Linked DNA regions of Homo sapiens: region 2 is linked to region 1. A link is an interaction called in ENCODE POLR2A ChIA-PET data of the cell type or tissue named here. Cell type or tissue: GM12878. All regions are shown on one strand. Links, peaks and the distances in the headings refer to the core of each region. The heading gives the core; the rest is flanking DNA. Region 1 has its middle 28 kb from the start of LINC01252. Region 2 has its middle 13 kb from the start of ETV6.

Evidence for each region. Peaks named below come from ENCODE experiments on the same cell type or tissue, not always from the same donor. Only the 100,000 strongest peaks of a DNase experiment are listed, where the experiment ranks them.
Region 2: POLR2A ChIA-PET joins it to region 1 with 5 read pairs; 8 of 35 experiments call an interaction of 5 or more read pairs at or near these places.

The regions. Positions count from the first base shown.
Region 1 is chr12:11,573,013-11,578,398 of GRCh38, reverse strand. No RefSeq gene overlaps it. Among named protein-coding and RNA genes, the nearest start is that of LINC01252, 28 kb to the right of the region's middle. In GM12878, for the core only: a CTCF peak has its summit at 526; a DNase peak (open chromatin) is centred at 2,068; H3K4me3 peaks cover 316 bases; H3K27ac peaks cover 2,419 bases.
Region 2 is chr12:11,633,808-11,639,193 of GRCh38, reverse strand. No RefSeq gene overlaps it. Among named protein-coding and RNA genes, the nearest start is that of ETV6, 13 kb to the left of the region's middle. In GM12878, for the core only: no CTCF peak of the experiment used is centred there; no DNase peak of the experiment used is centred there.

The sequences.
Region 1 (5,386 bases), core at 74-5,073:
TTGCCCAGGCTGGTCCCAAACTCCTGGTCTCAAGCAATCCTCTTACCTCAGCCTCCCAAAGTGTTGGAATTACAGGTGTGAGCCACTGCATCTAACCAATATTAATTTTTAAATAAAAATTTTAGAGAGTTTCTTTTGAAACTTACTGCTAAGCTTACGAGATTTTTTTTCCCTTCTCACATCCACTTTTTTTTTCTTTTCACATTTTTATTTTATTGTTTAAAAAATATTGCATGACTAGATCATACCCTTTTTTTCAAGCCAAACAGTCTTGGAGCATACAAACAAAAAATTACTCATTGCTCCACCTCCTTCCAATACCACATACCAAAGAACTGATGTTAACAGTCCCAGCCCTCATCATCACTGTTCTACTGCCCAGGTGGATTCAGGGGTCCTCTGTGAGGGTTACAGTTGCTTGGGTTGTCTGGAAAGGCAGGTAATAGTTCTTTTTGCTACGGAATGCCACACATGCATGCATCTGAGCTTATTATGCCTCTCTGCAAAGGGTTGCCCTTGGGGGAGGAAGTGATAACACTGGGTCCCACTAGCGGTGGAACCCTTAGCACATCCTTCATTAATCCCCACCTTCCTGCCTGCTGGTCAAGCTTTGATCTTCTTCTGAGCAGGACATGGTTCTTAGGACATCACATATTTCTTTCCGTGGTTTTAGTATAAATATTATGTACTTGGCCCTCTGGGGGACTGGCTTTGGATATTTAAAGTCTGACTTTGGGGATTTAAATAACATGTTTCTCTAAGTCTCTGGCTCTAATAATGGAAAGCAATGACTTTTAAGACCTTTTTCTCTGCTATGGACTTTACAGAATTATTCTCAAGAGCTTCAGGTTAAAGATTTAATTGTTCTCTCTGTATCATCTTTGTATCTGTATTTCTAAAACCCTAACACTCCTTGAATGGTGGGGAAAGAAAAGATAAGTAAGAGGAATTAAGAAAAATCACATAGTTGAATATCAAAATATTAACCCACTATAGGAACAAAAATATTCATTGAACAATGAATTATGTGAGGTGATAAAGAAACTTTTATTAACAAGAATTTCATTGGTAGGAGGGACTTGACTAGATGAAAATCTTTTAATCACCTTGAAGTAAAAACTGAAATACTAGGGGCGTGTTACAACAAATTTGGTCTGCAAACAACTGCACCAAAGACAAAGGGAGGAATCTGTCCGGCAAAGGAGGATGGAGGTTAATGAGTAGAGGAGACTGAGGGAGAGAGAAAGCAAGAAAGATGGTGAGATGATGTGCACTGTGAAATGGAAATGTAGTCTATGACAAAGAAAAGTAAATTTCACTGTGAAAGAAAGGTAGGATTTGGAGTTTAGTAGGCAATCTAAGAAGGTAGGAACTGATATAGTTTGGATATTTGTCCCCACCCAAATCTCATATCAAATTGTAATCCCCAATGTTGGAGGTGGGACTGGTGGGAAGTGATAGGATTGTGGAGGTGGATTTCTCACGAATGGTGTAGCACCATCCCTCTTAGTACTGTCCTCACAATAGTGAGTGAGTGAGTTCTCATGAGATCAGATCATTTAAGTGTAAAACCTCCCATCTTACTCTCTCTTGCTCCTGCTCCTGCCATGTGAGACTCCTACTCCCTTTTGCCTTCCACTATGATTGGAAGCTTCCTGAGGCCTCCCCAGAACCAGAAGCTGCTATGCTTCCTGTACAGTCTGCAAACCCATGAGCCAATTAAACCTCTTTTCTTTATAAGTTGCCCTGTCTCAGGTATTTCTTTACAGTAATGTGGGAACAGACTAACACAGGGACATATAGGAGAAAATAGAACTAAGCAACATGGCATTAGTTTGGACATAATTACCTATCAGGCTATTACATTAGCTTGAATGATCCTCACAACAACACTAAGATTTAAGTACTATCATTATTATCCCCATTTTAAAATGTGGAAACAAAGACAAAGGGAAGTGAAGTAACTTAACCCAGTATCAGGGGAAACTCCTCCCTCATAGAGAATGGTGAAGAGTAACAAGAAGGCCAAGGAGATGACTAAGCCAGTAACCAGGTTGGCTTGCTGCCACTTTGGAGGTGTGAAAATAGACAAAGAGACTCAAGCAAGACAGCACAGCACACAGTGGGAACATCAGCATGGTAATTCTGGTTCTCCTGTCCCAAAGTCCCATGGGGTGGTAATGGGCAGCTACTCACACAGTGGGTTGTGCCACATGCGGGGAACCTAGGGTTAAAGGCTCAGCACCTCTTATAGCAAGCAGCAAAGGGGCTAGTCCCCTGCCCAAGGAATAAGCTGTAAGGTAATCATGATGTGGGTACCATGGCCAACTTAACTGTTACATGACTAGCTACAGAAACCTCTTTTAAGGCATCCTTAGAGATTGTCTGCCTTTTCTCATAAGGCAACTTCCATACAGACAGTAAACTGGAATACACTCTAAGGACCACCTTTCACTCTTTGCCTATATTTCATCTCATATTCTTCTACAACACATTGACAAAAAACATTAAAAATATAATAATTCCTAAACTGCATAGTTTGTGAGTCCCCTTTATATACATTATAACATTTAAGTTTTCTTTACAACAGTGGTTTTTATTTGGGGTTTGAGGGTAATTTTACCCCTCACTCCCTGGGGACATTTGGCAATGTCTGGAGACATTTTTGGTTGTCACACTAGAAGTTGGGGGAGTGGTACTGGCATCTAGTGGGCAGAGATCAGAGATGCTATGATGCACAGGGCAGCCCTACATAACAAAGAATTTTACAGCCCCAGATGTCAAGAGTGCTGATAATGAGATTGAGAAATCATGCTTCACAGTTTCCTCATATTATATAAGGAAAACTTAATGAAAACAGGCCCAGAATGGAGGGGAATCAACTAATGATGGAACAAAAGGTCTATCTAGCTATTGTAGTAGCAGTAGAGCATCACTAAGTATTTCAATACTTTGTCAATTATAAGAGAATGTAAGAATGAAGAGGATTTCATCTTTATGGCTGGAACAGTTGTTAGTTGATCTACTATTTGCATAGTTGAAGAGAACCAAGCACATAAAATCTTGTGAGTGGTATAGTTGATCAAAAGCAGACCTGCTCCCAGAAGTTATGACTCCAGACCATTGATGCTCACACCCAGGTAGAAAGGGTAGCATGTGAAGAAGACAGGGGCCTTATAGGTGGAGAGAAGCTTGCAGGTACATGATGTTTGCCACAGTTCACATTTGGCTGAGATAATGGGGATAAAAGTATGATTTTTCAAAGTGCTCTGTGGCCTTTTCCATCATTGCAAAGTAGTGGAGGCTTAGGGTTTTGTCCATAAGAGCAATTTAAAATTACTTCAAATTTCTGCAACTCTATAGTATTAACACATTTAAAGTAGATACAGAAATAAAAATGTGCATGACCCTTCATCAAGGATTCTTTTTATTATAATTTATAATTTCATCCAGATGGCCAATAATAGAATATAGGATTGCAATATAATTCATGAAAAGAGTGGTAAGGAAGAACTAATAGAGCAGCATAGTTTAATGTACAAAATTAATCAAATTCTCTAAATTGCTTGGTGCTGTGTTTTCAGTTTTAGTGTTGATATTTAGTATCTTTTTTTTTCTTGGCTAGAATGAGAACAAACTCTCTCACTGTTCTCACAAAGACATTCTGAAGTTTCTTGAAAACTATAGAATCTGACATTATGCTTGTGAAAGAGAGAGAAATCTCTAATTCAGGACCAAGTTACACAATGTGAAAAAGAGATTATGGCAAAAGAATTGGTGTCACCAGGTACCTCTGTGCATGTATAATTTTGATTAAAATAACAGATGGATCATATAGGCACAGAGATGGAAATTCTAAGAAAGAATTTAAAAAATGCCAGAGCTCAAAAACACTGTAACTGAAATGAAAAATGCCTTCAGTGGGCTCATCAGGAGACTGGACATGGCTGAAGAAAGAATCTTGGAACTTGAAGATATGTCAACAGAAACTTCCAAGACTGAAAAGCAAAAAGAAAAAAGCTTCAAAAAAACCCAGAATAGAATATCTAAGAACTGTGGGATAACTACAAAATGTGTAACATATCAGGATAAGAGAGAAAATAACAGAAGAAATATTTGAAGCAATAATGACTGAGAATTTTCCCAAACACTTGTCAGACACCAAACTGCAGACCCAGGAAGCTCAGAGAACATAAAGCTGGAAAAATGCCAAAAGAAAAAAAAAAAAGACACCTAGGCATATCATTTTCAAGCTTCAGAAAGATAAAGAAAAAATCCTGAAAGAAAACAGAGGAAAGAAACACCTTACCTATAGAGGAGCAAAGTTTAGAATTACAGCTGACTTCTCCATGGAAACCATGTAAATAAGAAGAGAGTGGAATCAAATACTAAACACGGTGAGAGGAAAAAATCCTACCGACTTAAAATTCTATGCCCTGTAAAATTATCCTTCAAAAATGAGGGAGAAATAAAGGCTTTCTCATACAAACAAAAAAATGAGGGAAACTGTTGCTGGTAGGCCTGCCTTCAAAGAAAGTTGTTGTTTTTTTTTTTTTTTTGAGACAGAGTTTCACTCTTATTGCCCAGGCTGGAGTGCAGTGGCGTGATCTCGGCTCACTGCAAACTCCGCCTCCAGGTTCAAGCAATCTCCTGCCTCAGCCTCCCGAGTAGCTGGGATTACAGGCATGCGCCACCACGCCCGGCTAATTTTGTATTTTTAGTAGAGATGAGGTTTCTCCATGTTGGTCAGGTTGGTCTTGAACTCCTGACCTCAGGTGATCCTCCCACCTTGGCCTCCCAAAGTGCTGGGATTACAGGCGTGAGCCACCGTGCCCAGCCAGAAAAATTAAAAGAAGTTCTTTAGTGACAAGGAGAATAATCAAGGTCAGAAACCTGGATCTACACAAAGAAAGGAAATGTACCAGAGAATGAGTAAATTAAAGCAAAATAAAATCTTTGATTTTTCTTAGCCTTACTTGATCTAGCAGATAATCATTTGTTCAAAATAATAGTAGTAATGATGTTTTTGATTATATGTGCTTATGTATATAACTTTGGTAAAAACAAATAATAGGCCAGGCACAGTGGCTCATGCCTGTAATCCCAGCACTTTGGGAAGCCAAAGCAGGAGGGTCACCTGAGCCCAGGAGTTTGAGACCAGCTTGCGAAACACAGCAAAACCTCATCTCTAAAAAAAAAAAAAAAAAAAAAAAAAAAATTAGCCTGGCATGGCTGTGTGTCCCTGTAGTCCCAGCTACTCTGGAGGCTGAGGCAGGAGAATAGCTTGAGCTCAGGAGATCAAGGCTGCAGTAAGCTGTGATTGCACTCCAGCCTGGGTGACAGAATGGGACCCTATCTCAATTAAATAAATAAAAAAAAAGGATGC
Region 2 (5,386 bases), core at 312-5,311, 61 kb before region 1:
AGAAGTAGCAAATAGCCAGAGGACGAGAAATCAACTTCACCAAAGTTTAGGAGCCCTCCACTTCAGTGACTGCCCCCTCTGATCTGGGACATGGTCAAGATACCTCTTCAAAAGTGAAGAACAAGTTGCTGCATCTAGCCCTACCCCAAAGAAAAAAGCACAACTGCTAGTGGACTTCCAGTTTGCAGTGGGGCCTAACACAAGGGAAGGCTCTTCAACAGGTCCACGCTGCATGCCAGCTCCTCTGCCCTCGGAGCCCTTTGATACAGAAGATCCACTGATACTTGAAATGTCTCTGACAGATTGGGAGACTGTGTGGGCCCTTGGCTGGACCCTATCTGTGAGTTATAGACCTTCAGGACTGGGAAGCAAAGCTATGTGCCATCTTCTAAAGATTAACTTTCTCTTTTTAATAAATAGCTTCTGATTTGCTACTGAACCCTAGAAAAGACTGAATGCTTGACTTTGGACTATCAAGTTGTTATGCAATATGAACTCCCCATTATGAACTTGATGTTGTTTGACTCACTAAGCCATAGGTTGGGCGTCCACAGCAGCACTCCAATATAAGTAGAAATAATATATCCAAGATTGGGCTTATGTAGGTCCCAAAGTCATAAGTAAGCTGCATGTGTAACTGGCTCAGATTCCTATGGCTCTTATTCATATTAAATTGGCTTCTCTCTCTCAGTCCACACCCATGGCCTCATGGGAAGTTCTCTCTGTCCACTTTACTAAGGAAGAGAAAATTCAGGCCTGATTACAGATGGTTTTTCAAGGCATGCGGGCACCACCTAAAAGTGGACAGCTGCAGCACTGCAGGCCCTCAAGGGGCGCCCTAAGGTACAGTGCTTAAGGGAAATCCTTCCAATGGGCAAAACTGAATATGGATTTGTTTTTTCTGCCTGCAATGCTCCTGGAAAAACAATCCTTTCCGAACTTGCAAAATGCCGTATTCACCCTCATAATATTCCACACCACATTGCTTCTGACCAGGAAACTAATTTTATGCCAAGTAAATTACAGCAATGGGCTAGAACTCATAAAGTCCACTGGGCTTGTCATGTTCCTCATCATTTTTAGGTAGTTGGTTGATAGGATAGTAGATGGCCCTTTGGAGACTCAGCTGTGGTATCAGCTGGAGGGCAACACGTTGCAGGGCTACAGTAGTGTCTTCCAGGATGCATTTTTTTTTTTTTTTTTGGTAGGGAGTTTCGCTCTTGTTGTCCAGGCTGAAGTGCAATGGGGTGATCTCAGCTCACTGCAACCTCCACCTCCTGGATTCAAGAGATTCTCCTGACTCAGCCTCCCAAGTAGCCGGGATTACAGGTACGCACCACCACACCCATCTAGTTTTGTATTTTTAGTAGAGATGGGGTTTCACCATGTTGGTCAGGCTGGTCTCAAACTCCTGACCTCAGGTGATCCACCCGCCTCGGCCTCCCAAAGTGCTGGGATTACAGGCATGAGCCACTGCACCTGTCCCAGGATGCAATTTGTTGCACTGAGCACGCAATAACTGTGTGGTGCTTATTTTCCCCCTCAGGTCAGAGAATTAAAGGGAGAAAATGCGATTGGCTCCTCTTATTACTAACTTTAATGGCCTGCTAGCAAAAATTGGGTTTTCCATCCTCCCAACTTTGTTATCTGCTGTTTTAGAGGTTTTAGTTCCCAAAGGAAGAGTGCCTCTACTGGGAACACAACAGCAGTTCTATCAAACCAGAATCTGAGACTCTAATGGGGCCATTTTTAGCTCCTTATGCCACTGAACCTACTGGCAAAAAAAAAAAAAAAAAAAAAAAAACGGGCCGGGCACGTGGCTCACGCCTGTAATCCCAGCACTTTGGGAGGCCGAGGCGGGCGGATCACAAAGTCAGGAGATCGAGATCATCCTGTCTAACACGGGGAAACCCCGTCTCTACTAAAAATGCAAAAACAAAAAACAAAACAAACAAAAAAAAAACATTAGCCAGGCATGGTGGCGGGCGCCTGTAGTCCCAGCTACTCGGGAGGCTGAGGCAGGAGAATGGCGTGAACCCGGGAGGCGGAGCTTGCAGTGAGCCAAGATTGTGCCACTGCACTCCAGCCTGTGCAACACAGCGAGATTCTGTCTCAAAAAAAAAAAAAAAAAAAAAAGCAAGGGGAAGGTGCGGCTTACTCTCCTAGCTAGCATAATTTATTCTGATCCTTAAGGGAAAATTGGGTTGCTACTACATGATGGAAGCAGAGAGGAGTATCATTAGAATTGAACAGGTCCTTTGGGGGCACCTCTTTATACTACTTTGATGAAAAGTTGATAGAAAACTGCAACACCCAATACAGCAGGACTGTAAATGTTACAGACCCTTCAGGAATGAAGGTTTGGGTCATCCTCCAGGAAATCTGGGGTGCCTGTTGAGAGCAGAGAATGCTGAGTGGATAGTGGGAAAAGGAAACTCTAAATACCAGCTATGACCATGTGACCAATTTGCAGAAATGAGTTTGGTAGTAGTTATGAGTGTATTTTTTCTTTGATATGAATTTATTTAAATACGTATGTTTAAACACACACCACCTTTGTTCGTCTTTTCTTTTTTCTCTCATTCTGCTATCTAACATAACGTATTAACTTTATCCATTAGTATTTAAGTTACAGCGTACCAAAGGGGGAATGAGAGTGGGCTAAAAGATAAATCGACATCATCCAAAGATGGATCTCATTTGTGTATCCTTTAGGGCAGCGGTTCCAACCTTTTTGGCACCAGGGACCAGTTTTGCAGAAGACAATTTTTCTACAGACCAGGAGGTGGGGGTGATAGTTTTAGGATGATTCAAGGGCATTACATTTATTGTGCACTTAATTTCTATCATTATTACATTGTAGTATATAATGAAATAATTATACAACTCACCATAATGTAGAATCAATGGGAGCCCTGAGCTTGTTTTCTTGCAACTAGACAGTCCCATCTGGAGGTGATGGGAGACAGTGACAGATCATCAGGCATTAGATTTTCATAATGAACATGCAACCTAGAGCCCTTGCATATGCAGTTCACAATAGGGTTCATGTTCCTGTGAGAGTCTAATGCCATGGCTGATCTGACAGTAGGCAGAGCTCAAGCAATAATGCTAGCTTGCCCACTGCTCACCTCCTGCTGTGCAGCCCGGTCCCTAACAGGCCATGGTCCAGTACTGGTCCATGGCATGGGGGTTAGGGGTCCCTGCTGTAGGAGACTGGATCAATATCTTTTTAGGTATATGAAGGCCTGTTCCATCTTAAGTGGAAACATACTTTTGCTATTATCTTTATCTGGAAGTGGTTAAAAGAGGATATATAGTTACCAAATTGAAAAAGAGGGACTACACTGAATTGCTATGACATTTTCCAAAATTCCCTTTCTCTTGTGATTCTGAATGAGAGTTGGCCAAAAGAGGAGCCTGCATGAAATCTGGAAGGCAGACGTAGAGGTGTAGCTTTCGGAAGTTTCTGGCAGTTGGATGTAGTGATGGATGCAGAGGTCCCCATTGGAACCAAGCTTGTCCTCACTCTCCTTAAATTTCATGTTCTGCCGTCAGAGGCAATAGTTTTCCATAGATCTCTCTAAAAGCTGCCTTTCTGTAGTCCCATTTGGGCAGCTGGAAATGACTGGCCTCTTGGGTTTCCTTGCATGTTTCAACTTGTCCCCTTGTGCCAATATTTTCAGGTGATTCATTACTGACTGCTCAGTGGTATGGTTCATGTAGGAAAGGCATGATAAATCCTTGATTTTTCTCTCTTTATTTAAATAGTTCCCTATCATCTTCCCAAGGTGATCAACTAGCTTTTCCCCCAAATATCTAAACTCATGAATTGAAACATATTTGATCTGTTTTCAATGTGTTGCAATTAATGCCCTTATTAGTGTTCTAATTGGCCATCCTTAGCCACCTCTCAAGTTTTAATATATAATAGTTTTGTTATTTGGTATATAGTATTCTTAAATTTCCATCATTATTTCTCCTTTCACCCATGCATTATTTAAAAATATAGTTTCCTTTTAAATTTTCAAGAGTGTGGGATTATTTATTTTTTATTGGCTCCATATTTTGTTGCATTATGTTTCAAAGATTGTTGTTGTTTGATGCCAATATTTTGAACATTGCTAAAGTACCTTACGGTCATGTACAGAGGTCAACAAATTCTTCTGTAAAGGGCCAGATAGTAAGTATTTTAAGCTTTGTAAGTTTCATTCATTTTTTTCACTGTACTAATTTTTTACTTTACATAATTTGATACCATTAATACTATCTTATTAGATGCATGTTTAGAATTTTTATATCTTCTTGGTGAACTGAGCATTTAAAAATTGTTATGAGTGTCCCTTTTTATACCTAATAATTTTTTAGTCTGAATTTTATATGTTTCTGATAAAAATACAGCCACATTGGCTTTCTTTTAGTTATATCTGCTTATTACATCCTTTTCTTGTCTTCTAAACTTCAAGCTTTATTTTTTCTAACATTTAGGTGGGTCTCTTCTGAACATATAAGTAGATGTTAAAGATCTATTATGACATTACTTGCTTTTTGAGTGTTGTGATTATAGATTTATTTGGATTTGTTTATACTGCATCACTTTAAAATTTCTATTTTTCTCACTTTTGCTGTTTCTCTTTTATCCTTTTATGGAAGAGACAGTAATGATCAGCAAATATTTCTTGTCTGCCCTACATGACACCTGCATTTAGAGGAGGCAACATGAATGATGCTGGGCAATAGGAATGAAAGTGACATGTGTCACTTCTGGTCCAAGGCTGAGTTTGAATTTGGGGGTCTCCATGTGTTCTTTTATCCTGTTGCAACAACTTACAACATGCTGAATGGAAAAGCGTCTATCAATCAAGCCCTTCAATGACTATGTGCAGCAGAGTCTCCTACCAGCCTGCACTGGTATGCGGCAAGAGTGAGAAATAAATTTTCTGTGATGTTGGTGAGTACTGAAGTTAATTTATCACCACGGCATAATGTAGCCTATTGTGACTAATATGTTATCTTGAAATCTTCGGAATGACTGGTTTTTAAAGTCTTCTTTCCCCTTTTTTTCCTTGATTTGGAATGTATTTGGTCTATTTCTATTTACTCTGTGGTTAGTGTGGGCAGAAGGAGGGGTAGGTGGGAGATTTCCATTACTGCTTGTAAGCCCAACATGGAATTTTTTTTTTTTTTTTTTTTTGAGACGAGGTCTCGCTCTGTCACCCAGGCTGGAGTGCAGTGGCGCGATCTCGGCTCACTGCAAGCTCTGCCTCCCGGGTTCACGCCATTCTCCTGCCTCAGCCTCCCGAGTAGCTGGGACCACAGACACCCGCCACCACGCCTGGCTAATTTTTTTTGTATTTTTAGTAGAGACGGGCTTTCACCGTGTTAG